2 separate regions of the Homo sapiens genome follow, and region 1 is linked to region 2. A link is a loop called in an ENCODE intact Hi-C map of the cell type or tissue named here. Cell type or tissue: PC-3. All regions are shown on one strand. Each heading gives the region's core, and the rest is flanking DNA. Links, peaks and the distances in the headings are about the cores only. Region 1 overlaps ZNF532 (zinc finger protein 532). Region 2 overlaps ZNF532 (zinc finger protein 532).

Region 1 (15,449 bases), core at 5,067-13,066, 56 kb after region 2:
AAAAACAAACACTGCTAGATTTAACAGGGAAGAAAGTTACACTGCACTGAAAAGCAAGGATCTGGCTGGGTGACGCCCATAATTTCAACACTTTGGGAGGCTGAGGTGGGAAGATCGCTTGAGGCCAAGAGTTTAAGACCAGCCTGGGCAACAGAGTGAGACCTCATTTCTATTTTAAAAATTTAAAGTTAGTGAGGTGTGGTGGCATGTACCTGTGGTCTCAGCTACTTGGGAGGCTAAGGTAGGAGGACCGTTTGAGGCCAGGAGCTCAAGGCTGCCAGTGAGCTATGATCATGCCACTGCAGTACAGCCTCGTCGACAGAGTGAGACCATCTCAAAAAAAAAAAAAGAAAGAAAGAAAGAAAGTGAAGATTTGAGAAATGCACTGTATTCTAATGTCTGGCACCCCTTATGACACCTTTAGGGAAATGGGCTGATAAATACCAGCAACAGGCTAGCAACCTTTAGCAACAAGGAGTGTGAGGGGTGGGGAGCCCCGATTTTTAGCCTTTGCCCATTTCTGTGACTTAGATCCTCCCACTGGGATACATTTCAAGCTACTAACAAGATGTCCTGGTGGAGCTGGGAAGAGACACGTACGATATAGACTGGCAGCCAGCCTCAGCCAGCTCCAACAGGCAGGCCCGTCCGTCACTGTCTCCCAGAATGTTTGTAGACATTAGGAACAAAGGAGATCTTAGGGTCAAATGGTTAAACAAAGTTTAAACTGGTTTCTTTGCCACAAGAGTTCCCCAAATCTTTATCCCCAACCCATTTTGAGAGCTTTAATATATTAAAGCACATTTTGAATCGCCAAGAAGGGCTAGAGCATAAAATACTTATCAAATCTATCTGACCTCTGGACTCTCTTTTCCCTAACAGCATCTGGGAGGTGTACGTGCCCTTTTGGGAAATACTGCCTTAAAGACATGCGTCTGTTCCTTTGCAGCCAAACGTGAGACAGAGGCTGCAAGCATCTAGAAGACGACGCAGCTACTGCTCAGTGGAGGGCCACCAATACCATCTGTGACTGGCACCCTGGCAGAAAATTGAAGTTGGGCAAGCCGATTTAGGTCAAACTTTAGCAACAATTTACACAGAAAAGCCCAATTAGAGCCTCTGCCAATGGCTCTGTGCCACAGGGATAAGGGGAAAAGAAGGAGAATGGCTCAGGCACAATTTCTTTTGGCTCTTCCTGTGGGATAGTAACTTTTCTCTGAGTTCCACAATGCTTTTTCTTCTAAACTACAGAGACAAGGCCTATGTTGCCCAGGCTGGTCTTAAACTCCTGGGCTCACATGATCCTCCTGCCTTAGCCTCCCATGTGCTGGGACTACAGGCCACCATGTCCAGCTCCCAAAATGTTCATGTACATTAATCTCTAAATATTCCAAGTAGACAACAACATTAACCTAGAAAATATGCTAAAATATCTAGAAAAATTGACAGGGTAGTTTGTTCGTAAAATGCCAAGTAGTGCCTGAAAATCGAGGATGGCTTCAAGTCTAATGAAAACAAGGTGCATAAAAGGAAGATCAAGACCACACAAAAGGCAAATGATTAATTACTTCCTTAGGGAAGAATAAGGAGGTCAATATTCATAAAGCCTAGCAAATTAATACCCACAACGAGCCATGGTTTACTGGATTTGATTAGTAAGAACATCCTTTTCACTTATTCCATTATTTAAACTCTTCCTAGACCAAGGAAAGTCTATTTTCTTTTTTTTTTTTTTTTTTGAGATGGAGTCTCGCTGTTATCACCCAGGCTGGAGTGCAGTGGTGCAATCTCAGCTCACAGCAACCTCCACCCCTCAGGTTCAAGCGATTCTCCTGCCTCAGCTTACTGAGTAGCTGGGATTGCAGGTGCATACCACCACACCCGGCTAACTTTTTTGTATTTTCAGTAGAGATGGGGTTTCACCATGTTAGCCGGGCTGGTCTCAAACTCCTGACCTCAAGTTATCTGCTCACCTTGGCCTCCCAAAGTGCTAGGATTACAGGCATGAGCCACCACGCCCGGCCGGAAAGTCTACTTTCAATGGCAAGATGAAAATCATATATTTATGCTCCTGTGCATAAATGCTCTGAAGAATGTAAGACAAGTGGCAGGCCACAAAGAAAGGCCACAGCAATCTACCACAAAGTTACTCCAACACGGAAATGATGCCAGACACATCTCTTCCTTCTCCCTGTAGTTTGAGTCTAGAACCAGAAGAACATGGTGGTTCTTCTATCTCACTACCACAGACAGTAAATACAGGACAAGCAAAGAGCCACAATGAGCCCAGTGAGATTCAGGAACCACCCAGCTGATCCACAGTCAGGTAAAAACGAGTCACCATTCTACCCCCATGTAACCACTGCTCTCTCTGGCTTGTACCCACGAGAAGCAAAAGGCAAACCTTTAAATATCAAAATATCAAGCCAACCATTTCACAGGTGACAAGTTAGCTCTTAAGCAGTCCTAACAGATCAATATAATAAGCATGTGGGTCCAAAATTCACATAGCTTCCCAATTATCTCATTTCTTTCTTTTTTTTTTTTTTTGAGACAGAGTCTTGCTTTGTCGCCCAGATTGAAGTGCAGTGACATGATAACGAGTCACTGTGGTCTCAACCTCCCAGGCTCAAGCGATCCTCCCCACCTCAGCCTTCCCAAGAGCTGGGATTACAGGCACGAGCCACCACACCCGGCTAATATTTGGTATTTTGTAGTGACAGGGTTTCGCCACAGCCATGTTGCCCAGGCTGGGCAAGCGATCCACCCATCTCAGCCTCCCAAAGTGCTGGGATTACAGGTGTGAGCCGCCACGCCAGGCACCAGGCAACTAGTTATCTCATTTCTAAAGCAAACTATTAACATAATAATAGCAAGAGATTCATTGATTTCTAAATCAACTCACAGACACTTCTAATTATTCTTTTTTTATTCTTTAAAGTACATAACGCCCTTAATCCCAGCACTTTGGCAGGCCGAGGCAGGCAGATCACCTGAGGTCAGGAGTTCAAGACCAGCCTGGCCAACACATGAAACCCCGCCTCTGCTAAAAATGCAAAAATTAGCTGGGTGCGGTGGCACACGCCTGTAATCCCAGCTACTCGGGAGGCTGAGGCAGAATCGCTTGGTCCTGGGAGGGTGAGGCTGCAGTGAGCTGAAATCGCGCCATTGCACTCCAGCCTGGGTGACAGAGCAAGACTCCATCTCAAAAAAAAAAAAAAAAAGAAAGTACAAATCAGAAATTGCTGAGTTGATAATCTGGAGTAACTGACTTGCTCTCAGTTAATTGACAAGCATTCCTTGGGACTTTCTTTGCAGAGTACTACAGAAACAGCAGTCACAGATCTCATCATTTCACCCACCAGCAGCAGAAAACTGAATTCTCTTGTATGAGTTCTACTGCAGTAATGTTCCCCTCCTGTCTCTGCCACGCCCCCACTTGGGGAACCTTCAGCCAACAGAACCTCTTAGATTCAAAATCTCTACACGAACATTGCTTCTGCATCACAATTGCTCAAACTTGAATGCCAAAGTAGCATCGTTGTGAAGCGCTTTATTTAGACGACAGGCTGCCCTTTGTTCAAATGTACCTCTTTCATTCCTGGAATTTATTATGGGTATTACGTGCTCTTTGCCAATGCTCTAACACCCAGAAGTATAAGCAACAGAAACCAAAGGCCTCTGGGAGGCCTCCTCACCAGAGATCAACTGGTAACATTTGGGATACAGATTTCTAAATGCATACATAAGCATAAATATACATACACATATATAGGCATTTTCACACTCAGTAACATATCCCAGATACCGTTCCAGGTCTACGGGGCTTCCATCAAATCAGACACTCCATGTCAATTCAACAGTGTTTTCAAGAGTACCCTTTAAATTTAGATTGTGATATTCTCCAAAGAGAGTTTAAAGCCAAAGCAAGTAACCACAAGAACAACCTTTCTTCATAAATTCTTACAAAAATAACTCTTAAACAAAAAAGAAAAAACCCTTTGAGACACAGTGTTGTGTTTCACTCTTTTGCTTTAAAATCCTGAAGATATATGTTTAACTCACGATAAAATGAAAGATGAGAGAAATGGAGACATTAAAATAATTTACTCATGCGCTTAAATCATAATTTTTATGTTTAAAATGTCTCCAAGAATACCTTCTGTCACTCTATCCATCAAGATACTATATATTCTTGATTTCACAGTAAACCAGCCTTGCTTATGGGTGAGTGGGGGCTGGTATTTTAGCACTTTTACTTTCATTTTCCTAAAGGATCTTGGCCTGAAGGAAATGTTCTATTCCAAATAATAAACTACTTCCCCCAACTCAAGGTAAATGTGAACCCAGGAGTTTATCCAGCTTTAGGAGGGAGGGCAGACTGGCATAGGCTGGCACTTAGTATCACACCAGGGTGGGAAAGAGGATGGCACGTTCAACAACAAAACGAGGACTGGTCAGAACAGAGAAGGTTAACCAACTTTCTAAGAGATCCTCAGTCAAACTCATTATAAATAAATTCCTATTTTAGGTAAAAAGCTTAAAACACATGCAAGAACACAGACCAACACTAACAGTAAAAAGTCTTTTTAATCACACTTACAAAGCATGATCCATTTTACCTGATTTTTTTAAATGTTCGTAAGTACAAGCGTCCCAGGTTTCATTCATTCATTTTTGAGACAGTTTCTCTGTGTCACCCAGACTGGAGTGCAGTGACATGATCTCGGCTCACTGCAACCTCTGCCTCCTGGGTTCAGGTGATTCTCATGCCTCAGCCACCCAAGTAGCTGGGATGACAGGCATGCGCCATGATGCCCAGCTAATTTTTGTATTTTTAGTAGAGATAGGGTTTCGCCATGTTGGCCAAGCTTGTCTCAAACTCCTGGCCTCAAGTGATCTACCCACCTCAGCCTCCGAAAGTGCTGGGATTACAGGCGTGAGCCACCAGGCCAGGCCTCCAGGTTCCTTTTAAGAGGAAAGAGAGAGGCCGGGCGCAGTGGCTCATGCCTGTGATCCCAGCACTTTGGGAGGCCGAGGCAGGCAGATCACAAGATCAAGGGATCGAGACCATCCTGGCTAACATGGTGAAATCCCGTCTCTACTAAAAATTACAAAAAATTAGCCAGGCATGGTGGCGCACGTGTGTAGTCCTAGCTACTCGGGAGGCTGAGGCAGGAGAATCGCTTGAACCCAGTTAGCCCGATACGGTGGCATGCGTGTAGTTCCTGCTACTCAGGAGGCTGAGGTGGGAGGATCACTTGAACCCGGGAGGTCAAGGCTGCAGTGAGCTATGATAGCATCACTGCACCCCAGCCTGGATGACAGAGGCCCCATATCTAAAAAAATAGTTTAAGAAGGAAAAAAAAAAAGGAAGGAGAGGAACCATTTACCTACCGGGAAGAAGAGGTAAAGAGGTCTGAGGAAGAGGAAGAGGTGGAGTGGGGGAGGAGGAAGAAGAAGCTAGAGGGCAGGATGGAGAAAAAGAAGGGGAGAGGGAACAGACTGGGCATACAGTCATATTACAGTGACTGGTGAGAATACAGGTAGTACTTAATAAGTAATTCACATATCCTTCCTTACTTTTTAAATTTCTCAAAAAAAAAAAAAAATGGGCGGCAGTTAGTGCAAGGACAGAGGGAAAAGAATTCCTGTAACAGAGCAATGCGGGGTCATTGGGATTTTGGCAAGGAGATACCAGGTACAGTTTAAGGTTTAAAAAAAAGAAACCCAGAAGTCATTAAGGAGATAATGATGGAACCACCTTTATATCAAAAAAAGAATAAGGATCAAACTGGAGTCAAAGACACAATAATGGCCCTCTGGGTAGAAGAAGAGCAAATATTTAGATAAACCCAGTTGTAACAGTTAAGTACTAACCAGGGTACTTAATTTTACTTAAGAGTTATATATATACGTGTATATATATATATGTATGTGTGTGTATATATATATAACTCATATATATATATATTTTTCCTCCCCAGGCTGGAGTGCAGTGTCAAAATCTCGGCTCACTGCAACCCCCACCTCCTGAGTTCAAGTGATTCTCCTGCCTCAGCCTCCCAAGTAGCTGGGATTACAAGTGTGTGCCACCATGCCCAGCTAATTTTTTTTTTTCTTTTTTAAACACAGTCTCACCATCTCCTAGGCTGGAGTGCAGTGGCGCGATCTTGGCTTACCACAACCTCCACCTCCCGGGTTCAAACGATTCTCCTGCCTCAGCCTCCTGAGTAGCTGGGACTATACAGGTGCATGCCACCACACCTGGCTAATTTTTTATTTTTAGTAGAGGCAGGGTTTCACCATGTTGGCCAGGTTGGTCTCAAACTCCTGACCTCAGGTGATCCTGCCTTGGCCTCCCAAAGTGCTGGGATTACAGGCGTGAGCCACCGCGCCTAGCCAAATTTTGGGGTTTTTTTGTTTTTTGTTTTGAGATGGAATCACAGTCTGTCACCCAGGCTGGAGTGCAGTGGCGTGACCTCGGCTCACCGCAACCTCCACCCCCTGGGTTCAAGAGAGTCTTCTGCCTCAGCCTCCCGAGTAGCTGGGATAATTTTTGTATTTTTAGTAGAGAGGGGGTTTCACCATATTGGCCAGGCTGGTCTCAAACTCCTGACATCAAGTGATCCGCCTGTCTCAGCCTCCCAAAGTGCTGGGATTACAGGCATGAGCCACCACACCCGGCCAAGAGTTTGTATTTCTTAAACACCCACTCCACTTCTGGAAAAATATCCTTTTAAGTAGAAAGTACAAGTTAATATAAGTGCTGTTTTCTTACTAACTGTATTTTACAGAAAAAGTACAAGTACATGGATATGTGTTATATGGCTCAAGAAAGACAACCTGATAAATTTCAGGTACACCTGGAACAAGCATCCCTCTTTATTTGTGGCAGTTACCTGGAAACAGGAAGTGCCCAGGGAGGGTTTATTCACCTCTATCTAGCTAACTTCAGAGCTTTTTAACTCTATGTGTTAACTACTTAGGCATATATATCTAAAATGCTTGGAAAAGAGAGAGAAAGAAAATCACGGAAAGAGAAAACATGATTTGTAAGAGGTCTGGGGGAGAAGTACACTGAATATTCTAAATCTGAAATGCTCCAAAATCCTAAACTTTTTGAGTGCCAAATTAACACTCAAATGCTCATTTGGAACTTTCAAATTTTGGATTTTTAGATTTGAGATGTTCAACTGGTGAGTATAATGTAAATATTCCAAAATCTGGAACAAAAAAACCTAAATGCTGGTCCCAAGCATTACGGATAAGGGATACTCAGCCTGTATGAATTATATATATATATATATATATAAAATATATATATATAATATATATTATATATATATAAATTATATATATATAAATTATATATATAATTTATATATATAATTTTTTATATATATAAATTATATATATTTTATATATATATAAATTATATATATTAATTTTATATATATATAAAATATATATATATAATTTATATATATATATATATATATATATATAATTTTTTTTTTGCCTTCCTTGGAGACAGAGTTTCGCTCTTGTCGCTCAGGCTGGAGTGCAATGGTGTGATCTTGGCTCACTGCAACCTCCGCCTCCCAGGTTGAAGCGATTCTCCTGCCTCAGCCTCCCAAGTAGCTGGGGTTACAGGCGTGCGTCACCACACCCAGCTAATTTTTTGTATTTTTGTAGAGACAGGGTTTCACCATGTTGGCCAGGCTGCTCTTGACCTCCTGACCTCAGGTGATCCACCCACCTTGGCCTCCCAAAATGTTGGGATTACAGGCGTGAGCCACTGCACCCGGCCATATTTTCATTTCTGAAAAGAAAACTTACAAGAAAAATATCTGATTTTATATTTATAAAATTAGAAAACGTGACATTGTACATTCTAAGTGATTCTTTACTTTCACATGGAGTTAACGGATTTAATATTTGACTGATTTGCAGTTTGCTAAAATCACATGAAAGTTCCAAAATGTTCAATTTTCCTTTATTAATGAACTATCTAAAAGTTTTATACTGTCTGCCTATATAAAATAAAATACTCATGATGATTGTGGTTTATTATTCAACTGAGTAAATTCCTTTAAAATATATCAAGTTTTCATAATTTAGATTAGAGCATAATCCCAGAAAATCCTTAAAGATATGAAGTTCTGCTCCTTCCATTTTCTGAGAACTAGAATAGGAGAGTAGTTAGAAATAATTTATGAACGCAAAGCTCTAATCTAATAAAAAGATGTTTGGGGAGGGCTCCTTTAATTCCGCAGGAAAAGCCATTGGCATATTATTTCTGCTCCCCTCTGCCCCGGGGGACGCAGGGATAAAGCAGCTTTCACAAAGCCCGGCTGCCTCAGTCACTTCCTCAGGAAGTGGCACTGACCGCAGCTCGCCCCGACTCGGTGTGGTCTCCAGCCTTCAGATAGGCCCTAGGATTGGGAAGAGGACACTAACCACAACCAGCAATACTGCCTAGTCCTGCATGACGGTCCCTCCTGTGAGCGTGGGGGTTCTGTTTTGGTTTGTGGTTTTGTGTTAAGCCCAGGTGGAAGATGACAGGTCACACAATGATGCAGCAGACTACCCATTTTCTTTCTTCCCCTCTTCTCCCACCAGACCACCCAACTGACCCCAAACACATGAGAGGCAGAGGGCTGCATCACCCCGGAAATAAATATGCATCGAACAATAACCAAATTAAGCAACTCCAGCCAATTCACATGACCAGTGTTTTCCTTTTCTTGCTCAAAAGTCAAAAACAGAATTGTGCTGACTTGCTGTGAGCGTGAAGGTTCTTGAACAGTGGAATATCTACTTACTGAATATATAAAGCCTCCAAAAATACCTGCCCCATGTTTCTCTTCAGAAAACAAAATGTACATTTAAAGGGCAAGACTGCCCTCAGGTTAGCATTTCAAAACCGTGGTTCTGCACAGAAAAATTCAAACACAGAAGAGTTTACTAAATACCAAACCACTGCAGGAGACCAGAAGGCCTGGGTTCTGCCCAGGGCCCCTCGGGCCCCTACGCAACTGTGTTGCGGAATAAGCCACCTAACAAAGCTATCAGAACTCCATCATCTGCCTGTGTTCCCTCAGGGTGTTCTTCATTTCACCGCCAGAAAAGCCTTAGGAACCAGGTAATTTACCAGAGCTGACCATCCCTGCAGGTATCTGGTAAAGGACAAGTGAAAATGAGCTCTGGGCAGGGCTTGCCCAGGAACCTACTGAGATTACAAGCTAATGAAAGAACATCTCCAACTAAGGAGATTACTACAGGATAGTCTCTCTCTAATAGCATACCCACAACCAATAAATTCTAAAAATCCATATAGAAAAAAACCTACTCTTCCCCTAGTTATTCCTGAAGAAAAATGGGCAAGGCCTCTATGTGCTATATCTGGATGACATGTCATTGATCTCAGGGCATAGAGGCAATGTTTTAAACCACAGAAATAAAATCTCCCAAATTGAGGATCACATGTACAAAAACGTTTGGTGCACAGTTATTTGTAACATAGCAAAGCACTAGAAATCATGTACATATCCATGACAATGGTACATAAACGATTATGTAACAATCATGGTACATCCTTTATTTTTCAGATTGTGGTAAAAATACACATAGCATAAAATTTACCATGGTAACCATATCTAAATGCACAGTTCAACAGTGTTAAGTGCATTCACATCGTTTTTGGCACATTCCTTTTTTATGGAGTACCATGCCCTGATTAAAAGTGAGGTTAGAGTCACTGTAAGTACTGAAGTGGAACAATCAAGATTGAACATTAAGTTAAAAAAAAAAATCAGGTCACAAAACAATACATACACTACCTTAAAATAAAATAAGCATACGTTTTTATATTTAAGCATATAGACACGTAAAATTCCTAGATACATAAAATTGAATGAAAGGACCAGGTGCAGTGGCTCACGCCTGTAATCTCAGCACTTTGGGAGGCCAAGGCAGGAGGATCACTTGAGGCCAGGAGTTCGAGACCAGCCTGGCCAATGTGGTGAAACCCTGTCTCTACTAAAAAAAAATACAAAAATTAGCTGGGCATGGTGGCACACACCTGTAGTCCCAGCTACTCAGGAGGCTGAGGCAGGAGAATTGCTTGAACCTGGGAGGCGGAGGCTGCAGAGAGCTGAGATGGCGCCACTACACACCAGCTGCGATGACAGAACGAGACTCCGTCTCAAAAAAAAATAAAGAAATAAAGTAAAATTCATAGAAAGGCTCAGAAGGATGCCACCACAGATCCTGACCCCCAGCTTTAAAAGGCTATGAAACGGGGTGAGGGAAATTTTGAGCTTTTACTCTCTACTTCCAACTTTTTTTTTTTTTTGAGACATTGTCTCGACCCAGGCTGGAGTACGATGATGCGATTTCGGCTCACTGCAACCTCCGCCTCCCGGGTTCCAGTGATTCTCCTGCCTCAGCCTCCTGAGTAGCTGGGATTACAGGTGCCTGCCACCACACCCAGCTAATTTTTGTGTTTTTGTAGAAACGGAGTTTCACCATGTTGGCCAGGCTGCTCTCAATCTACTGACCTCAAGTAATTCACCCTCCTCGGCCTCCCAAAATGCTGGGATTACAGGCATGAGCCACCATGCCCAGTCCAACTGTATTCTTCTAACACTAAAAAGAATTTTTTCAAAATTCATCCACATAAGTGTAGGTTTGCATTTTCAAAATCTCATTATGTGCACAAAAGGCAGGAGGTGGAAATTTAAATTTCCTACAAACTTTGAAGGTCATAATGTATATCTGTAAATGAAGATAATAATAAATTTCCTACAATCATCAATCCTGGCAATTCTGTCAAAGGTACTTTTGTACAAGCTCTGTTTTCCACTGGCTATACGTTCTTTTAACTAAAAAAAACAAAAACAAAAAAACACCCAGCTGAGCGCTGTGGCTCATGCCTGTAATTCCAGCACTTTGGGAGGCTGAAGCGGGCAGATCACCTGAGGTCGGGAGTTCGAGACCAGCCTGACCAACATGCAGAAACTCCGTCTCTACTAAAAATATAAAAATTAGCCAGGCGTGGTGGCACATGCCTGCAATCCCAGCTACTCGGAAGGCTGAGGCAAGAGAATCGCTTGAACCCAGGAGGCGGAGGCTGCGGTGAGCCGTGATCATGCCACTGAACTCTAACCTAGGTAACAAGAGTGAAACTCCATCTCAAAAAAAAAAGAAAAAAAAAAAAAAACCCTTGTACTGGTAGCTTACTGATTCATCAGTGAGTTTATAGAAATACTGAAACGGTCTAGGCTAAACCTGTCACTTTTAATAAACCTCAGGAAAATCCATGATAACTTTTGCTTGAAACGGGTTATTCAAATAGCTTCACAATGAGAAAACAAGAAAAAATTTATAAATTTCTTTACTGTTTAGATACAAACTGCCTTTTTTTCCCTTAATGAAGCATGTTTGATGAATTTTAATATTTCAAAACTAAGAAGTTACTTATCTGTGTGAATACTAGTAACAAGGGATTCCTGGTTTGGGAGGAAAACTCATACCAACTTTAGAAGCATTCCTTTGGCATTTTGTAAGTACCATGCTTTTTAGTAGCATCTCTAAAAACTGTAGCTTCAAAATATTGATTTCCTACATTAGAAGTGATGTTTTGAGTATAGAAAAAGAATAACTTCAAAGCAATTTTCCTTTGTCACCTGAATAAGCCTTCCACATTTTTGTGCGTTAGGTCCTAAATCCTGCACAGAAGCTTTTGTCCCTGAAATGCTCCGAACTATCAGCAATAGTCGCTGCTTCTTCTCATTTACTTTGTCAATTAAAAAAAATTTTGAGACGGAGTCTCACTTTGTCACCCAGGCTAGAGTACAGTGGTACAATCTTGGCTCACTGCAACCTCCACCTTCCAGGTTCAAGCGCTTCTCCTGCCTCAGCCCTCCAAGTAGCTGGGATTACAGGAGCGCGCCCAGCGCACCCAGCTAATTTTTGTATTTTTTAGTAGAGACAGGGTTTCACCATATTGGCCAGGCTGGTCTTGAACTCCTGACCTCAGGTGATCTGCCTGCCTTGGCCTCCCAAAGTGCTGGGATTACAGGCGTAAGCCACTGTGCCCGGCCAAGTTTTTAAATTTTAAGCACTAAATTTAAAATATTAATATTTGCAAACACTTTTTGAGACTTCCAGCATTAGAAAACATGGAAGAGAAAACTAGTAGCTGAAGGTAACCTACTTCTCTGGGGATTTCACAGGTCCACGAGGCTGACTGGCTTGCTTCCCTCAACAGAGGTCTTTCTTTTGCAATTTTCATCCCCTGAAGTTTTGAAGTATTGTTCTTACTACAAGGCTTCAAGTCAGTGGCTCTCCACTGGGATGACCTATCACCAATTATATTTAGCAATGTCCAGAGACATTTTGGTTGTTCTAACTTGGGGGAGGAGGCATGCTATTGGCATATAGTGGGTAGAGGTCAAGGATGCTGCTAAACATCCTAAGACGCACAGGACAGCCCTCCCCACAACCAAGAATTATCCAGCCCCAAATGCTAACGGTGCTGAGGTTAAAAAACTCTGCTTTATGTGAGCAGGGATGCCTTCCCTATATCACCCTATCCTCCTCCCACCAATACTTAATCCTACTGGAATCATAATAAACCTGCTTGCTTAGGTCATCCATGCCAGAGCCATGTCCTAGTATACAGACAGTAGCAATTCTCTGTTCCAGCCGACCCTGACCCTGGCCCTCTCCCATTAATTGAGGGAGTGGACAAATAGGCTCCCTGCACAGGTATCACAGCTGTTCTCATCCTCCAAAATGATGCCACTGGCTAATCATGAAACAATTCTCACTAGATACCAAATTCACTTAAAACACTTTTGGAATTCTGAAACACAGTCCTTTTATCTAAAAAATATGTCTGAAAGTATCCCCCACAGTGATCACTCACAGAATGCCCACCATCATTGACTTTAAAAATCAATTCATTTAAAAGTTCTCTTCCTGGAGTAAACAGAAAACAGGAAAAAAACACAGAGAAAGAGAATTAATTACATCAGTATATCAATCATTATGTTATATTGAGAAGAGGATGGATGAAACCCTCTGAGTCTTCCTCACAAGGCCCTCTCTCAGTTTTCATTAATTTCATCAAAGACACCAACAGCTTGGAAGAATATTTACCCAGGAATGTTCCTCCTGTTACTAAACTTTCCACCCAAGAAAGGGGAAGAAGGGGTTCTACAGTCTAGGAATTTGAGAAATGTTAGATTAAATACACACACACACAGCCTGATTTCTTTTCTCAAGGCTTCTCAGAACTTTCCAGAGCTAACATGAACCTCCAATGTGAATCTTCAAAGTGGGAATCCAGGGCTTTAGCATTACCCAAGCTTATCTGATGCTGGAATCTTTCAGGATGAGATATCTCTGGGACAAACGTAAAGCTGGGTTTAAGAAATTATTCTCTTTGGAGACTGGGGATGGTGTCTCACACCTCTAATCACAACACTTTAAGAGGTCAAGATGGGAGGATCACTTGAGGCCAGGAGTTTGAGACCAGCCCAAGCAACAAAGCAAGACCCCATCTCTACAAAAAATAAAAATAATAATTAGCCAGGAATGGTGTTGCACACCTGCAGTCTCAGCTACTTGGGAGGTTGAGACAGGAGGATTGCTTGAGCCTACAGGTTCAAGGCTGCCATGAGCGGAGATCAGATCACTGCACTCCAGCCTAGGCAACAGAGCAAGACCCTGCCTCTTAAAAATATATTCTCTTTAGGAACTGGTTTTAGGAAACAGGCATGCATCCTATAGTTATCATGTGAGGGAGGTGCTTCCAGCCCATTTTCCTGACAACTCTAACTCCATGCTTTTCTTGGCAGTACTTCCTCTCCAGACACACCTCTGCATCAACCCAAGATGACTTAAGGAAAGAACAAGTTAACAAATCTCCAAATATGGAGGGAGAGCAAGAATGAAGTATTTCTAAAGAGACTCCACCTAAAGTTTCATGCCATAGAAATGATTATAAAAACTATGTTCCCAGCTTGGGCAACATTGTGAAACCCCGTCTCTACTAAAAACTGAAAAATCAGCCACACATGGCAGCGTGCACCTAATAGTCCCAAGCTACGCAGGAGGCTGAGGTGGGAGGATCACCTGAGCCCGGGAGGCAGAGGTTGCAGTAAGCTGAGATTGCACCACTGTACCCCAGCCTAAGAGACGGAGCAAGACCCTGTCTCAAAAAATAAAAAATAAAAAACCTTGTTTGATGGTTCTGGAAGTATTTCCAAAAAGAAGCTATTTGTATTGTAAAATGCACACAAGTAGGCACACATAGATACTGTAAAGGAAAAACAATGAATAAAAGCAGCACAAGATCTCTTAATGTTTATGGACATTGAGTAGCTACAGCCACATCAGTCTCCTGAAGCAAGAAATGCCTCATGGCTCTTGACAATAGGAGAAATACTGGTTGACCTAGCAGTGGCTTTGAACGTCAAAGATATCTGAGCCTGACACCAATTAGCTATAAAAATGACACCTATAAACCACAGGACACTGTAGGTGATTTAAAGCATGGGCTTTCTATAAGACAAACTGAGGTGAGCTCTGCCTTTTAGAAGTTACAAAATTCTAACCAAGTGACTTAACTTCCATAGGTGATAACAAGACAGATGTCCTCAAAACTTACAACAACCACATGCAATATGATAAACAGCATCCTCAACTTGCGTGCCCCTTGCAGACACACAACCCAGCAAGGTCTTTTAAGAAGTAAAACAGGCTGGGTGCAGTGGCTCATGCGTGTAATCCCAGCACTTTGGGAGGCCGAGGCAGGATCAGCTGAGGTCAGGAGTTCAAGACCAGCCTGGCCAACATGGTGAAACCCCGTCGTCTCTACTAAAAATACAAAAAATTAGCTGGGCTTGGTGGCAGGCCCCTGTAATCCCAGCTACTTGGAAGGCTGAGGCAGGAGAATCACTTGAACCCAGGAGGCAGAGGTTGCAGTGAATCACTTGAAGGAGGCAGAGGCTGCAGTGAACCGAGATCACGCCACTGCACTCCAGCCCGGGCGACAGAGCGAGACTCTGTCTCAAAAAAAAAAAAGAAAAAAAGAAAAAAGAAGCAAAACAGATGCAGAACAGATTCTTCCTATCTTCAGTGACCTGAAATTAGACCACTGTGTAACCAAATATGTTATAGCTCAATTTGAAACTTCAAGTGAAGTCAGTAATATCCTAACATTCAAGATTAGAAGAGAATTTTTTTAAAATTCTGAGCCATCTAAATCAAAAGCAGTAAAGCCTAATCACAGTATTACATCAAGTGCTAAACTATGTGCTTAATCTTTTCCAAAATTAACATTGGCCAGATAAACCAGACTTGCATTTTGCCAGATATATACCTCTGAGGGGCCCCAAACATACACACACACACACAGACGCGCGCGCGTGCGC
Region 2 (15,449 bases), core at 3,608-11,607:
GGAGTTCAAGACCAACCTGGACAACTAGTGAAACCCTGTCTCTACAAAAAATACAAAATACAAAAATCGGCCAGGCGTGGTGGCGCATGCCTGTAGTCTCAGCTATTCGGGGGGCTGAGGTTGGAGGATCACCTGAGCCCAGGACATGGAGGCTGCCTTGAGCCCTGATATGCCACTGTACTCCAACCGGGGCAACAGAGTGAGACCTTATCTCAAAAGAAAAAAAAAAAAGACTCTGAAAAGCAAATGTCAGCTGGGAATGGTGGCTCACACCTATAATTTCAGCGCTCTGGAAGGTCAAGGTGAGAAAACCACTTGAGACCAGAGGTTCAGCCTGGGCAACATGGCAAGACATGCCTCATTCATTCATTCATACTGTCATTTTTAAATAAAGAAACAACTTATTTCTTTTCAAATTGATTTTTCCTTAGCTCCTATAACAATAATTAATTTGAATGAGTGTCTGTAACTCAAAAGTTTAAATATAAATGTCAACATGGAGGTCCTACAAGTTTATATTTTGGTAGGAGAAGAAAATGACACAAATTGGATTAAACTGGGCAAATAAGAGCCCATCTTTAAGTGAATATGTATGTGGAGAAAACTTGTGCCTGTTCCACTTCCTCTTCCTTCCTCATGAAAAACTGCATAGCACAGGCAATGTAAATAAATAACAAGAGCTAAATAGATTATCTTAAAAATTAAAAAAAAAACAGTATGCCCCTAAAACTATGCTTACCCAACCCCAAACATATAAATGCAGGATAATATTTTTAAACGCATAGAACATACATGAAATGAGAACATAAGTGATTATTCCCACTGTTTTCGTATCATGTAGTCTTGCATAGGTTAAGATGAATAACAATTCTTTCCTCCTTGTGGCCACAGGATTTTACCACCCCTCTTCAGTTTCTATTTCTTGGAACCTTGTATTCCTCCAAATTCACTATTAACACAAGGAAGACCCTAACCACAAAGTCGATGACCCGACTTCCAGATGCAAAGATGAGTTCTAGAAACCAAATACCTTAAAAGCCTCTTAAGAAGCAACTGTTCTTTTCTTTGTTGTTGGCACACATGTAGTATGTTAAAATATTTTGGTTTAATTCCAACATCCCTAAATTTTTATTAGCAGTTTTAAATTCTTCCTGGTGTTTCATTAAATAGATATTTATTGTCAAAATAATTATGTAATTTTAGCTAAAATAGTTAAAGTATCTTAAGAGGGTTTTACTGTACTTCAAATGAGAATGATGAAATGCATCTCCCATGCTTTTATTCACCCAAGTAATGCCATCACCACCACTATCTTTACCTTGCCTGGAAGGAGAGAATCTCCAAGATGTTCATTTGCATTAAGCAATTACTCTATATGAACTCACACATGTTTAATACAGGAAATGTCAAGGATTCATAATCCAGGCACTTAGCTGACATGAGACTAGAATAATTCAGGGACTTTGCGCTTTAAACTGACCTTTTTTGTGTAACTTTTTGTTTGTTTGTTTCTGAGACGGAGTCTTGCTCTGTCGCCCAGGCTGGAGTGCAGTGGCACAATCTCAGCTCACTGAGATCTCTGCCTCCTGAGTTCAAGTGATTCTCCTGCCTCAGCCTCCCAAGTAGCTAGGATTACAGGCATGTACCACCACGCCCAGCTGATTTTTGTATTTTTAGTAGAGACGGGGTTTCACCATGTTGGTCTCAAGTGATCCGCCTACCTTGGCCTCCCAAAGTGCTGGGATTACAGGTGTAAGCCACCGTGCCCAGCCTGTATAATGTATTTTTAAAAGAGCAAAACTAAAAGAAAGAGATTGAGTTCCTGATAATATGGGGTCTCTTGTTTCTCTGTTTAAAAAGTAAGTCATTTTAATCTCTGAAAGCCAATGGATATTATCTCCTAATCACACAAGGAAAAAAAAATGCTTAACATATTACAGTGGACAGTTAAGCAGCTAGAACTAAGCACTGGCCTTAGTAAGCTTAAAAGGCTATAAATAGATTTCTGTGCCCCTTTTGGGGGTTGGAGAGTAAAACAGTCCACACTGGATATTTATTCATTTCATTAACTGAACACCACCAGGTGCCAGGTACCATACTATATCCTAGATATTTAACAGTCCATTTACAATGCAATCTTTACAGAAAAAAAAAAAAGAAACTAAAAGGTTTAGGGGCATTAATTACAATGCAAACCTAACTGCTTAAATAATTTCAAGGGAAAAAACCTTCATTTTTCTAAATATACCAATATTTGTGTGAATTAGCATAATTCCTCAGAGCCCTTGTCTGTTTCTAAGTCTTACAGAATTCTCAAGAAAAGAAAAACTTCGGCCAGGCGCGGTGGCTCATGCCTATAATCCCAGCACTTTGGGAGGACAAGGCAGGCGGATCACCTGAGGTCAGGAGTTCAAGATCAGCCTGGCCAACATGGTGAAACTAAAAATATAAAAATTAGCCGGGTGTGGTGGTACACGCCTGTAATCCCAGCTACTCGGGAGGCTGAGGCAGGAGAATCACTTGAACCTGGGAGGCGGAGGTTGCAGTGAGCTGAGATCGTGCCACTGCATTCTAGCCTGGGAGACAGAGGGAGACTCTGTCTCAAAAAGAAAAAAAAAAAAAAAAGGAAAGGAAAGGAAAACTTCACAGTCATCATTTTCACATATTAAAAAAAACAAAAAACAAAAAACTTAGTACTTTTTTACTCTTTTAAAATCAGGGCAGACATTGGTTCCTTTTCACTAATCTTTAGTAGGCAGATCAGGACTCCTGAATGAAAAGCACCACAGTCAAGTGAACACATGATGACAGCATGTAAGTTGCTCACTGACAACGACCAGCATCCATCCCTTCCCTCGACAGTGAGGCATGCTTTAGAGTCACCTGCAGCTCAGCCTTGATTTATGACCAATGAATGGATCTGCAATTCATTTAAAGTAGAGGATAGATGCACACACACCTTGATATGGTCCATCATAAGTTGCTTCTGTGCATATAAAAGAGAACAGTCTGGACACTTGAAAACAGACACCTTCTGGTTTTCAATGTGTTGGTCAAAGTGGCGATACAGCAAGGTTTGCAGGGTGAACACAGTGTCGCACATGGAACACTTATATATTATTCTAAAATAGAAGAGTGCAGCGAGATCATGTCAGTCAGCCTCTTTAAGTCAAAGGATCTGCTACTTTATAGCTGAAGAACTTGGGAGGCAGAGGCACATTGAGAACACACAAACACAATAAATAGAACAACGATTAGCTCTGAAACAAACTTTTGAAGACAACTGGCATTACTCAACCATAGATCAACCTTAACATTTTCAGTAAAGATGCATTCAGCTACATTTACTTAGAAATCTAAATTAATGACCATTTTACTATTCACAAATCTATAACTGGCACATGTTTGTACAAAGTCTTCATGTTACTTTAACACAGAGCAAAAGCATCCTTTTTTTTTAAAGATTTTTTTTTTTAAGATCAGACAAGGCAATGATGATACCCTAACTTGGAAAAGAATGTTAATCTGATTAATAAACTAAATAGGCCTACTCAACTCCAAAGTTTTCATTTAGAGTCAGTAGCAATTTTACATTTGAATGTCAATATTTCTATACCTGTTCTTAACACAGGAAGCCCTACACCAGTAAACAAATATACAGTAAAATCAAGAAACAGAAAATAAAATCGATACCACTGTTATTTCAACAATGCTTGAATGTTTCTTACGCTTTAAATGACTTAAAATATTCACTTGTCTCCTACAAACTATTTCCATGACTAATATGTTACTAACAAGCAGCCTCCTCAAATGAATTCAGCAGACCTGAACCTTCTGAACATAATCCCTCCTGCCCATCCACACTCTCTACTGAAACGAGGGCACGAGATGTCTTGAGAGGGTAAAGGGCTGCGTCTACCCTGCTGCCGGCCTCTGCCTCCAATGGATGTGTGTTCGGTCATTTGAGAACAGCTCTGATGGCAGCAGGTCACCATTTTTTAGTCACTGCTCTGGGTCACCCTGGCACATAGGAGAGGGCCTATGGGCATCTGTATTTCCTCTGGAGAACTGTGAGAATGGGCACAAAGAATTCTAAGGAGCCGCTTAGGAAAAGGTCAGAGAAAAGCTGACTGGATGTGAGGGTCAGAAATGAAAAGAGAGAAGTTGAGGTTTTACCTGGCATTCCTACGGCAAAGTTGAAGAACGGAATGCCTCCTAAAACCACCTGCCTTCCCTCTCTCAGGGCCCTGAGAGAGGACTTCCCATGTAGCTTCAAACCTCACTGTGCAATTCTCTGTCCAAAGTTACAGATGTAACTTTTTTCTCTTTTTCCCCGTAAGATTTATAAGTTTAACTGGATTGGCCTGTTTTTACAAGGTCTTGAGATGTTAGTTACTTTACTGCAGAGCACAAGTACCCTTGGGGGAGGGGGTGTTGAGAAGCAGACAAGGTTTTCGGGGCCGTACAATGCAGCACAATGTTGTATACTAATCATTTGTCATCATTAACCGTAGCAGGTGTGACAAAGATGTTCACTTCCTCCCTGTTTGAAACTGCTTAGTGTTGTGAACGGCCCAAATGTCCAAGAGTATAAATAAGTGGTTAAATAGAAAACTAGGCCAGCATGGTGGCTCATGCCTGTAATCCCAGCACTTTGGGAAGCTGAGGCAGGTGGATTGCCTGAGCTCAGGGGTTTGAGACTAGCTTGGGCAACAGGGCGAAACCCTATCTCTACTAAAAATACAAAAAATTAGCTGGGTGTGGGAGCTACAGGTGGCTGAGGCACAAGAATCGCTTGGGCCCAGGAGGCAGAGGTTGCAGTGAGCTGAGATCACGCCACTGTACGCCAGCCTGGGCAACAGAGCAAGACTGTGTCTCAAAAAAAAAAAAAAAAAAACTATATGAAGATTTTTTAAAATGATGTCACAGACCTATACCAATGGCATGGAAAGATTTTCATGCAAATTAAAACAGAAGATAACAAGATAGAATGTATGGTATGATCACATTTTTTAAAGGGCATAGAAAAGAAAGAGAAGGCATAGGATTGTCAGCATCTCTGCTGGATGATAGTATATGTATTTTTATTGCTTTGTTTGTCTCTACTTCCTGTTTTTTCTGTAATTGGCATAGGACAATTGTTTTAAAAAGGATAGACTTGGCCGGGCGCAGTGGCTCACATCTGTAATCCCAGAATTTTGGGAGGCCGAGGCAGGCGGATCACAAGGTCAGGAGATTGAGACCAACCTGGCCAACATGGTCAAACCCCGTCTCTACTAAAATACAAAAAAGAATTAGCAGGGCATGGTGGCGTGCACCTGTAGTCCCAGCTACTTGGCAGGCTGAGGCAGGGGAATCGCTTGAACCCAGGAGGCAGAGGTTACAGTGAGCTGAGACCACGCTGCTGCACTCTAGCCTGGTGACAGAGGGAGACTCCGTCTCAAAAAAAAAAAAAAATAAATAAATAAATAAGGATAGCCTCAAGAAAAGAACTGAGATTTACTAGCTAGGCTAAGAAATTGCTGAGAACTCAATTTTCACATTTTGAGAAATCACTATTTCACAGCTATGCCACAGCTCATTTTGTTCATGCTACATTCCTTTGGGGAGGGATTCTGTTGTTTGGACGTGCTGTCTTAACAACAGGAAGTGTAAAACAGGAGACCATCTATTTACGTAGCTATCATTCTGAGGAGGCTGAGCAGGTTGTTGGTGTAATATTAGAATCCCTCCCCACAAAATACTAACAGATATAAAAGGGAAAATGGTGACTTTATAATGGAGAAACTGCCTCGCCTCGATGATGAAGGGTGGCATCACCACTACCTTGTAAGACAGGTGGATGTCGCCCTTGCCCCCAGAGTGATCCTTTGAGAAAAGCATGGCATCACGGCCCAGGCATTGCCACCAAGAGCACATGCCTGAGTCCAGCAATGACAGTGCAGTGACAGACCAAGTGAGGGTCAGCCACAGGAGAGGCCTGGGTCCCCTTTTGGACGGCCAAAGACATGAGAACAGGGGACACTGAGCAACTGCTTCAGACGGAAGGACACTGATAAGGCAGCACAAGTAAATCCAAAATGTACACCCAGATAAGATCTCGGACCAGAGAGGAGAAAGACACGCATAACAACTGGGAGGAATCTGGATGAAGTCAATGAATTGGATGGTATTGTAATCAACAATGACTTCCTGACTGGGGGGCTGCACGGAGGTTACTTACACAAGTTCCTTTTGTGGAAGAGAGCAGAACACACCAAAGCATTTACATCATGGTCCCCCTTTCCTCCTAAATACAAAGCAGGGAGGGAGACAGACCAATGACTGCAACGCTAACAACCGAGGAATCTGGGGGAAAAAGATGCAAAGATGCATGCGTTCTCTCCATGTTCTTCCAGCTTTTTTGTAGGATAAAATCCATTACAAACTGCAGCTGATTTTTTTTTTAAAGTCCAAATACGACAAACCTCACAGACATGTCTTTTAGGAGCAGAATCTGAGGATGGAGCAAACTCTCCAATGAAAATGGAAAATCCCCAGGGAGACCGGCTACCAGGCAGAGAGGAGGGGCAGCATTCAAGATGGAGAGACCACTCTGCACAAAGGCAGGGGTCTACTGGGCACCGTGTGCTAGGAAACAGTGAGAACCCCAGTGTAGCTGGACTCCCAGGGGTGTGGGAGTGGCCAGAGAGGGTGCTTTAGAGTTGTGCAGGGCTTTGAAAGCCAAACCTGGAAGTCTGGACCTAATCCTAAATGCAAGATCGGATGAGTAGCAGGGTGACTACACCACAACAAAGCCAGTACGGGAAGGAGAAGAAGGAAGAGAGAGAGGAGGAGAGGGGGAGCGGGAAAGGAAGGAGAAAGAGAAAAGAATAAAAAGCTAAAACCAAATACCCATACTCAGGTCAAATTTACAGCAACAAACTCTCCAGAATACTTCAAACAGGTGTCACAACAAATAAATAAAAGACTCCAAGCTTTGAAATTGCTGCCATAAACCTCCTACATTACCATCAACTGAATCCAACTAGGGGCAAAGCACCACCCTCCGCGTCATACACCTAATCCCCACAGCCACAGTGAGGTAGATGACACTGCTGCCATTTCACAGATGGGACACCAGGACTTAGCAGACTAGATAATCTGCTTGGTGTTAAACAGATTCTAGGGCTAAAGTTCAAATTCAGCTTCCTCTGACTCCATACTCCTCTCTCATGCTGCTATTCTAATTTTGCGTGTTTTACTTCTCAGGAACATGTTCAAAAACTCTTGTCTCTTATACAATTCTTATTTTGAAGTTCTCATTTCTCCACTTACATACATTTAGAAATTGCAAATAAAAGGAAGGCACAGCAAAAGAAACTGCTGTTAATCAGCAGTCAAGGAAAAAATAGAAGCAGACACAAAACTTCATTACCATAAGATATAGGCCAGGCATGGTGGCTCACACCTATAATCCCAGCAATCTGGGAGGCTGAGGCAGGCGGATCACAAGGTAAAGAGATCGAGACCCTCCTGGCCAACATGGAGAAACCTCATCTCTACTAAAAATACAAAAATTAGCTGGACATGGTGGCGCGTGCCTGTAATTCCAGCTACTCAGGAGGCTGAGGCAGGAGAATCGCTTGAACCAGGGAGTTGGAGGTTGCAGTGAGCCAAGATTGCGCCACTGCACTACAGCCTGGCAACAGAGCGAGACTCCATCTCAAAAAAAGGAAAAAAAAAAAAAGGCTGGGCGCGGTGGCTTATGCCTGTAATCCCAGCACTTTGGGAAGCCGAGGTGGGTGGATCACGAGGTCAGGAAATCAAAACCATCCTGGCTAACATGGTGAAACCCCGGCTCTACTAAAAATACAAAAAAATTAGCCAGGCGTGATGGTGGGCGCCTGTAGTCCCAGGTACTCAGGAGGCTGAGGCAGAAGAATGGCGAGAACCCGGGAGGCGGAGGTTGCAGTGAGCAGAGATCGCGCCACTGCACTCCAGCCTGGGTGACAGAGCGAGACTCCATCTCAAAAAAAAAAAAAAAAAAAGATATAGTAATGGACAGTCAAAATGATCTCAAATTATCCAGAAAAGATTAAGGGGTACTCAGAGTTTCCTTTTAAACAGCAGGGTACTATGCCTGCCCACACACTGGAAAACAAGAAACAAAGTGCTTACAACAGTACCCAGCACAGAGTAAATGCAGTAAATTAAACAACAATCGTGTGCCATGCTTTTTGAACTGGGATGCTGGGTATTTTTTCATACATCCATATGTTCTCTAAGAAAAACGGGTGAGAGGTTATTTTAACACTGATCATTTAAAAAAGTAATGCAAATCATTTGCATACATTTATGTTATTTGTATAACCACCTGTTAAACAAATACTGCTGGGGAATTTCACTGCCTGAGCTGGGACTATTTAGTCATTTTGGACTTATGTAAACAGAATAGAGATGGATTTAATGCCAAAAGAAACCTTTGGGTCAAATGTAGGCCAAACAGCCACAGGATGAAAGCTTTTACCTTAGTTTTAATTGGAAAAGGGGGTGAGGGAGGGTTATCTCCGGGAACACTGCAGTACAGGCCTACTGGGCCCAACAGAGCTGGTGCAGCAGCCGTCATTGCCACAGTCAGGCTGCGGGTGAGGGCTCCAGGCAGCCAGACCAGCCCTCACACTGAATCCATGCGATTAACTTATCTTTCACTGGCTTTGGAGTTTTGTTAACCACTTCTTCTACAAATTTGTTTCATTTTTATAATTTAAAATACAGTACCTATTTTTAGGCTTGCACTTAGGAAGGAAGGAAGGAAGGAAGGAAGGAAGGAAGGAAGGAAGGAAGGAAGGAAGGAAGGGAGGGAGGGAGGGAGGGAGGGAGGGAGGGGCCAGGCGCGGTGGCTCACGCCTGTAATCCCAGCACTTTGGGAGGCCAAGGTGGGCGGATCACGAGGTCAGGAGTTCGAGACCATCCTGGCTAACACGGTGAAACCCCATCTCTACTAAAAATACAAAAAATTAGCCAGGCGTGGTGGTGGGCGCCTGTAGTCCCAGCTACTCAGGAGGCTGAGGCAGGAGAATGGCTTGAACTCGGGAGGTGGAGCTTGCAGTGAGCTGAGATCGTGCCACTGCACTCCAGCCTGGGCGACACAGCGAGACTGAGGGGGGGGCGGGGGTAGAAAAAAAGAAAAGAAAAGAAAGAAGGAAGGAAGGAAGGGAAGGAGGGAAGGAGGGAGGGAGGGAGAGAGGGAGGGAGGAAAGGAAAGAAGAAAAGAGAAAAGGAAGGAAGGAGGGAAGGAAGGAAGGAAGGAAAAGGAAGGAAGAAAGATGGAAAGAAAGAAAAGAAAGAAAGAGGAAGGGAGGTGAGGGGAAGAGAGAAAAGAAAAAAGAAAAGAAACAAAGAAAAGAGAAAAGAAAAAAAGAAGAAAAAAGAAAAGAAAAGAAAATACTGGGGCTGGGTGCAGTGGCTCGCACCTGCAATCCCAGCACTTTGAGAGGACTGCTTGAGCCCAAGAATTCAAGACAAGCCTTGGCAACACGGCAAAATCCCATCTTTACAGAAAACTTAAAAATCAGCCAGGCGTGGTGGTATGCGTGTGCACCTGTGGTCCCAGCTACTAGAAAGGCTGAGGCAGGAGGATCACCTGAGCCCAGGAGGTCAAGGCTGCAGTGAGGTGTGATCACACTCCAGTTTGGATCAGAATGAGACTCTGTCTCATAAAAAAAAAAAAAAAAAAAAGAGAGAGAGAGAAAAGAAACCACTGGAATAATTGTTTTCTATACAATACCCAAATTTGAAGAAAACTGTTTTAGCCTATTTTAATCATTTGCTTCCTTACATTCTGAGGTAACAACTACTGTTCCAGATGTCACACACATTTCTGACAATCAAATTTTATTTATTTTAATAAAGAACCAAATAAAAACTGTATTCATCCCAGGGGGAAAGGCTACATTAGTACCCACAAGTCTAACAGTCCTGAAAACTGAAGACACTAAAATTCACTAATCCCCATCTTCAGAGTCAAGACATCAAGACATGTATGGATTCCTTAATTTGTAATGTGTTTCATTTTGGGATCAACCTACAAAGATCAGAATGAAGGTCCTACTAAAATAAAATTTAACTTCAACATGTTTTTTTTTTTGATAAAACAGTCACTTCTGTAGTATTCAATCACATTTCCCCAAAACTAAATGTTTCAACAAAAGCCAGGAGAGAGAGAGAGAGAGAGAGAGAGAGAAAGAGTGTGTGTGTGTGTGTGTGTGTGTGTGTGTGTGTGTAAAATATGGCATAGCTGTGTATCTTCCCCCTAATACTTCCTTAATTATGGAGTTATGGGCAAAAACACAGCAACAGATTTGGACAGCAAATCTAGCTTCTTGTAATGATCAAACTCTATGTTGCGATAACTAATCCAGGAATAAAAGGAGCACAACCAGGAGCATTAATCCAGTGCTGTGTGCACAAGGAGGGAGCGAAGACACACAGGAAGGAACTAATGCTGACAGAGCCCTCCATGCTCCAGACACAGGCACTGTTGTGCTACACATTTTAAATACATCATCTCATCTCATCCTCACTTAAGCAGGACCCTCACTTCATGGGGGAGAAGATGGCCGCTGAGACAGTGCAGGTCCCAGGTCACCCAGCCGGTGGGTGGCAGGATTCCGACCGGCTCCAGTGCCCACACTCCCTCCTCTTTGTTAAGCTGCCCCTACTGCAGGCAGGCAGCCCCTTTTTGCTAAAGAACCGCTTCATTATTAAAGACTCCACAAAGCAAAAATCAATCAAATTAAGAGCAAGATTAAGGCAAAAAAAAATTTACTAATCAGGGACTTATACTGGCTATGAAGTTAAATTCAGTAACCAGTGTCTTAAGTTGCCTTCATCTTAAAAATATTACTTTTTAAGCAAAAGTGTACCCTATAAAAAAGGAACTATGGAAAAATTTAAAGATGACAGGGTTTCTAAAAAATAGTTTTCCTAGGAGTTGTCAAAAATCATCTTAAGAGGCTGGGTGCCGTGGCTCACGCCTGTAATCCTAGCACTTTGGGAGGCCAAGGCAGGTGGATCACGAGGTCAGGAGATCGACACCATCCTGGCTAACACCTTGAAACCCCATCTCTATTAACAATACAAAAAATTAGCCAGGAGTGGTGGCATGCACCTGTAGTCCCAGCTACTCAGGAGGCTGAAGCAGGAGAATCGCTTGAACCCAGGAGACGGAGGTTGCAGTGAGCCAAGATCGCACCACTGCACTCTAGCCTGGGCGACAGAGCGAGACTCTTGTCTCAAAAAAAAAAAAAAATTCATCTTAAGAAAAAAATATAAATATTTACTTGTTGAGCAAAAATTCGTGACAAGAGCATAAATAATAGGTAACGTTTTTGGACAAGGTCTTTACCTGGAAAGAACAGAAAGATTTGGATGAGCTATGAGCTGTATTTCATAAAGCATCAAAATTGGCATAGCTGCATAATTTTTCAGATCTTGGTAAATGTTATTCAATAGAACGACTACTACCTTGCTTCTAAATTGCTAATAAAGCAGTGGAGTAAAACTTGAAAGTCGGTATGACTTACTTTGGTTCTCCTATCTTGATGCCAGGATGCTGTGTGTAGGCGTGGGAATGTGTGCTTGGGGCAGACTTAAACGCCATTGGACAAATAGGACACTTGTAGAAGACTTCACAGTGAGAACCTTGAATGTGAGACTTCAGAGCAGCCACATCAGAGTACACAACATTGCAATGCACACATCTGTTAGAAAAATAAACACACGGTCATTAGCACAAGACCATAACACACGTGTAACTGCAAAAACTGGGTGAGATGAACACACTTTCATAGCCCTTTTAGGTTTTTAATGGCCCTTCGGAAGTATATTTTAGTTTTTTTCCTATTATAAATCAACTTAATTGTTTATGGGTTTTTTTTTTTTTTTTTTTTTTTTTTTTTGAGACAACGTCTCGCTCTGTCGCCCAGGCTGGAGTGCAGTGGTGTGATCCCGGCTCATTGCAACCTCCACCTCCCAGGTTCAAGCAATTCTCGTGCCTCAGCCTCCCAAGTAGCTGGGATTACAGGTGTGTACCACCATGCCCAATTACTTTTTGTATTTTTAGTAGAGATGGGGTTTCGCCATGTTGGCCAAGCTGGTCTCAAACTCCTAGCCTCAAGTGATTCGCCCACCTCAGCTTCCCAAAATGCTGGGATTATAGGTGTAAACCACCATGCCCAGCCTATTTTTATATGTTTAAGAGAAAAGATCATGAAGAAGAAAAATAAAACTCAAATGGTCTATTTTTGGAGCATCTTTAACATTTTTAAGAATGGATGTCAAATCTCCAGACCACTGTTTTTGGAGAGGTTACATATGCTGGATTCTGGCACCAGGGCCCTGAGTTTCCTACCCATCTCCAGGACCCAAATAGCATTTCTAATGGAAGAAATCTTCAGTGTCTAAACCTGCATGCCAAGAACAGAGGGGCAGAGAGGAACAAAGAAGTTCTGGCTCCAAGGCCTCGGCCCACTGTTTCCTGGTACACACTGATGTGGTCAATGTATGTGGGGTTCATGGTGGTCCACAGGATAGAGAAGGTCAACCACCTAGGTGTTTTGTCTCCTAGAAAATAAATTTAAGTACACTTGCATTTGTTTAAGAAATTGCATGAATTACAAACCTCTGAAAATTCAGCATCTCTAAAAAAAATTGTCTAGCTAACCTCCTTACTTTATGAATTTCTAGTAATCTCACAATTAGCTCATTCCCTGCTCAAATATAATCCAACAAAGACAAACTTTAAATCTAAGATACATTTCTCCTCTATCTCATCTTTTTCACACAAAGACTCTAAGCAACACTTACACCTCCACTTGATGACCAAGTCTTCCTTGTTCACACCTGAAAACTATTTAAGAGTGGTCTCTCTGCAGGTACAAAAGTCTCCAGAAATTTACCTCTAATACAACTGAACATATGTGCTCCCAGATGTGAGCTACCCAGGGAAGGAAGACTGCAGACAGGGCCTGGTTTCCGGGGGGCAGTGTCCAAAGACTTCTATGACAATCTAAGATGCTTCTATTCTTAGAACCTCCCTTCTGAATCATGGAGATGCTTCCGAAGTTACACAGGAGTGGCATGTTCTGGATTGTATGCATTCTATTTAAGCTTTGCAAGCATTCTGTTAAAATCATAACTAACGCATTAGCATTTCCAGTGACTGAAGGCATTATGTTCAGCAACAGCTATGTTTAAACACTAAATAACAATAGAGAATAAAAGGACAGCCTCTCTAGCCTATCTACTTGAACTGGTATTTCAGGCAATAGAGCCACCTAAGCATATTGAAACTATTTTGGGTTAACTTACTGAGTTGTCTTGAACAGGTTAATGCTCCTCTCTGGGCCAGTTACTCATTTGTAAAATGAGAAGAATTAAAATAGATCATTTTTAGCTCTTCCCAAACCTAGAAGCCTACAACTCCCATGAAAGAGGAAGATTATGTAAAACAAAAGTAGATGGGTAATTAATGAAACTGAAGGACCTACCACACCATAAACTATAAACAGAAGATTTTCCCATGAAGGATAGAAAGATGGTGTTTAAAGAGCAAAAGAACCAGGAAGGACAAAAAGGAATACAGAGAAAAGCAATAATTACCTAAAGTCACTTGGAGTGAGAGGAAGGTTTAATGTACAGCAAATAAAAAGGAAGTATCTAAAATAAAGATGGAATTTTTTGAAGCAAGAGGAAGTGGCTATGACTCAATCCAGAGAACACCATGGAGACCAAGGGAAACCCTCCTTAATGTAAGAAACGAAAGCAGGGTATTTTAAAAAGTCATAAAACATCTGCTTACAGGAAGAAGAGGCATTTCAGGGGGCAACAGAGGCCAATGGGGGATGTAAATAAGACAAAGAAAGGCAGACTTCAAACGGCTCATGCAGTATCTTAATGCTATGAAAAATCCTGTCTACTAAGAAATACGTAATATCCTGAAGTCCTATTCTGGATAGCAATAAAGTTTCTTTATTTTTTGAATTAAAAAAAATATTTACAGTATAAAATCCTATAACCATTCCCCTTTCTAGATATACAGTCCAGTGTATCAAGAGGCAGGAAAATTCAGAAAAAATATTTGACTTTTATCAATATATAACTTTTACCAAGTTAACCAGGAGCCAGGGATGACCCATCAGTATTTGGGAGATGTAATATGAGCAAGAGGAGAGACAGCAAGGCACACTGCACCAAGACGAGACAAAGTAAGGCGTGGGAACCATGCTGCTACATTAGACTCATCTGGCTAAAGAAAAGACACATTGAAAATGAGTAACTATAGAGCCAAAGGGAGCAAAAAACATGACAAGGCCACGGGGCTACTAAGCCCCACTTAAACATGAACCTGGACCCTCATATGAAGCAGCAGAGGAAAAGAATTACGTTTAAAATTGCTCCTCTCTTCTAAAGGAGCAGTCAACATGAACTAAACTTCACAACACATCGTTGTTTACCAGCCCCATATAGCCTCAAGTCCAGGGAGAAAAAAATCTACACTTAACACAAAATTTTTGGTTAACAACTTGAAATCTACAATTTGAAATACCGAATTTGAACAACTCTGTGAGTAGGGCAAAAGAACAGAAGAGCAAGGATGGTCTTTTCCCAAGTGAGTTGATTACTTTCAGCCTGCATGTGGAGCTTCTGTTTTAATTTAGGAAAGATATCAGCAATAGCTAAAATTGAAGAAGTCATATTTCCTTTAATCATATCAACTTTCATTCTATTAGAAAAACTAAACATTTGAGAAAAATTTGACATTAGTGCAAAGAAGAGCACTTGGGAAGTGCTGCAGAGCTGCTTTCTATTATTAAACACATAATCCATTAATAATAGTTTCAAAACGTGATGGCAAGAACGAAAGTATTATTCTGCATGGACTTTGCAGATCTGGGGCACCTTTGATTATCCTGTTTTGCTCAGTAACATCCCAGTGGAGCTGGAGGCAGACAATGCACCAATTTTACTGACAGAGGCACCATGGCACAGAAAGAATACGTGAATTACCACATAATTAGTTACTGGCAGAAGTCGTACAAGAAAACTGGTTTCTTGATTTCCAAGCCAAAGGTTTCCACCAGGCTAGATCTCAATCCATAAAACATTTGTGCATTACAAGTTTGGAGGCATGAGATAAAATGTGAAGTTAAGTCTCATAGCTTAGTGTTGTTTAATGCAAAACTGGGCAGAACCACCTAGGAACTGATGATACCAGAACCTAAACTTAAATAAAACCATCAAATCATGCCAACTGGACTTCATTTTTATTCAACATAATTTATTACAGGTGAAAAAAAAAATCACTGCATATTAACAATCTAACAAAGTTACCAGGTAAGCAAATACTTAATGTTAAGATAAACATATAATACAGTAATACCTCTATTAACAAAGACACTGTGTAT

Evidence for each region. A loop is a pair of places that touch in the nucleus more often than their neighbours do. Peaks named below come from ENCODE experiments on the same cell type or tissue, not always from the same donor. Only the 100,000 strongest peaks of a DNase experiment are listed, where the experiment ranks them.
Region 1: it touches region 2 in a loop (1.9-fold over the local background); 2 of 110 quality-filtered maps call a loop at or near these places.

What each region holds. Positions count from the first base shown.
Region 1 is chr18:58,880,758-58,896,206 of GRCh38, reverse strand. The region is part of intron 2 of ZNF532 (zinc finger protein 532); the gene reads right to left. Among named protein-coding and RNA genes, the nearest start is that of ZNF532, 24 kb to the right of the region's middle. RefSeq lists enhancers at 2,975-3,801, 5,890-6,390, 6,391-6,891. In PC-3, for the core only: no CTCF peak of the experiment used is centred there; a DNase peak (open chromatin) is centred at 8,436; H3K4me3 peaks cover 829 bases; H3K27ac peaks cover 1,747 bases.
Region 2 is chr18:58,935,740-58,951,188 of GRCh38, reverse strand. It overlaps ZNF532 (zinc finger protein 532), which reads right to left. Exons shown (of 10, transcript NM_001375912.1): 5 at 11,568-11,744; 6 at 2,960-3,122. Among named protein-coding and RNA genes, the nearest start is that of ZNF532, 79 kb to the right of the region's middle. In PC-3, for the core only: no CTCF peak of the experiment used is centred there; a DNase peak (open chromatin) is centred at 8,418; H3K27ac peaks cover 715 bases.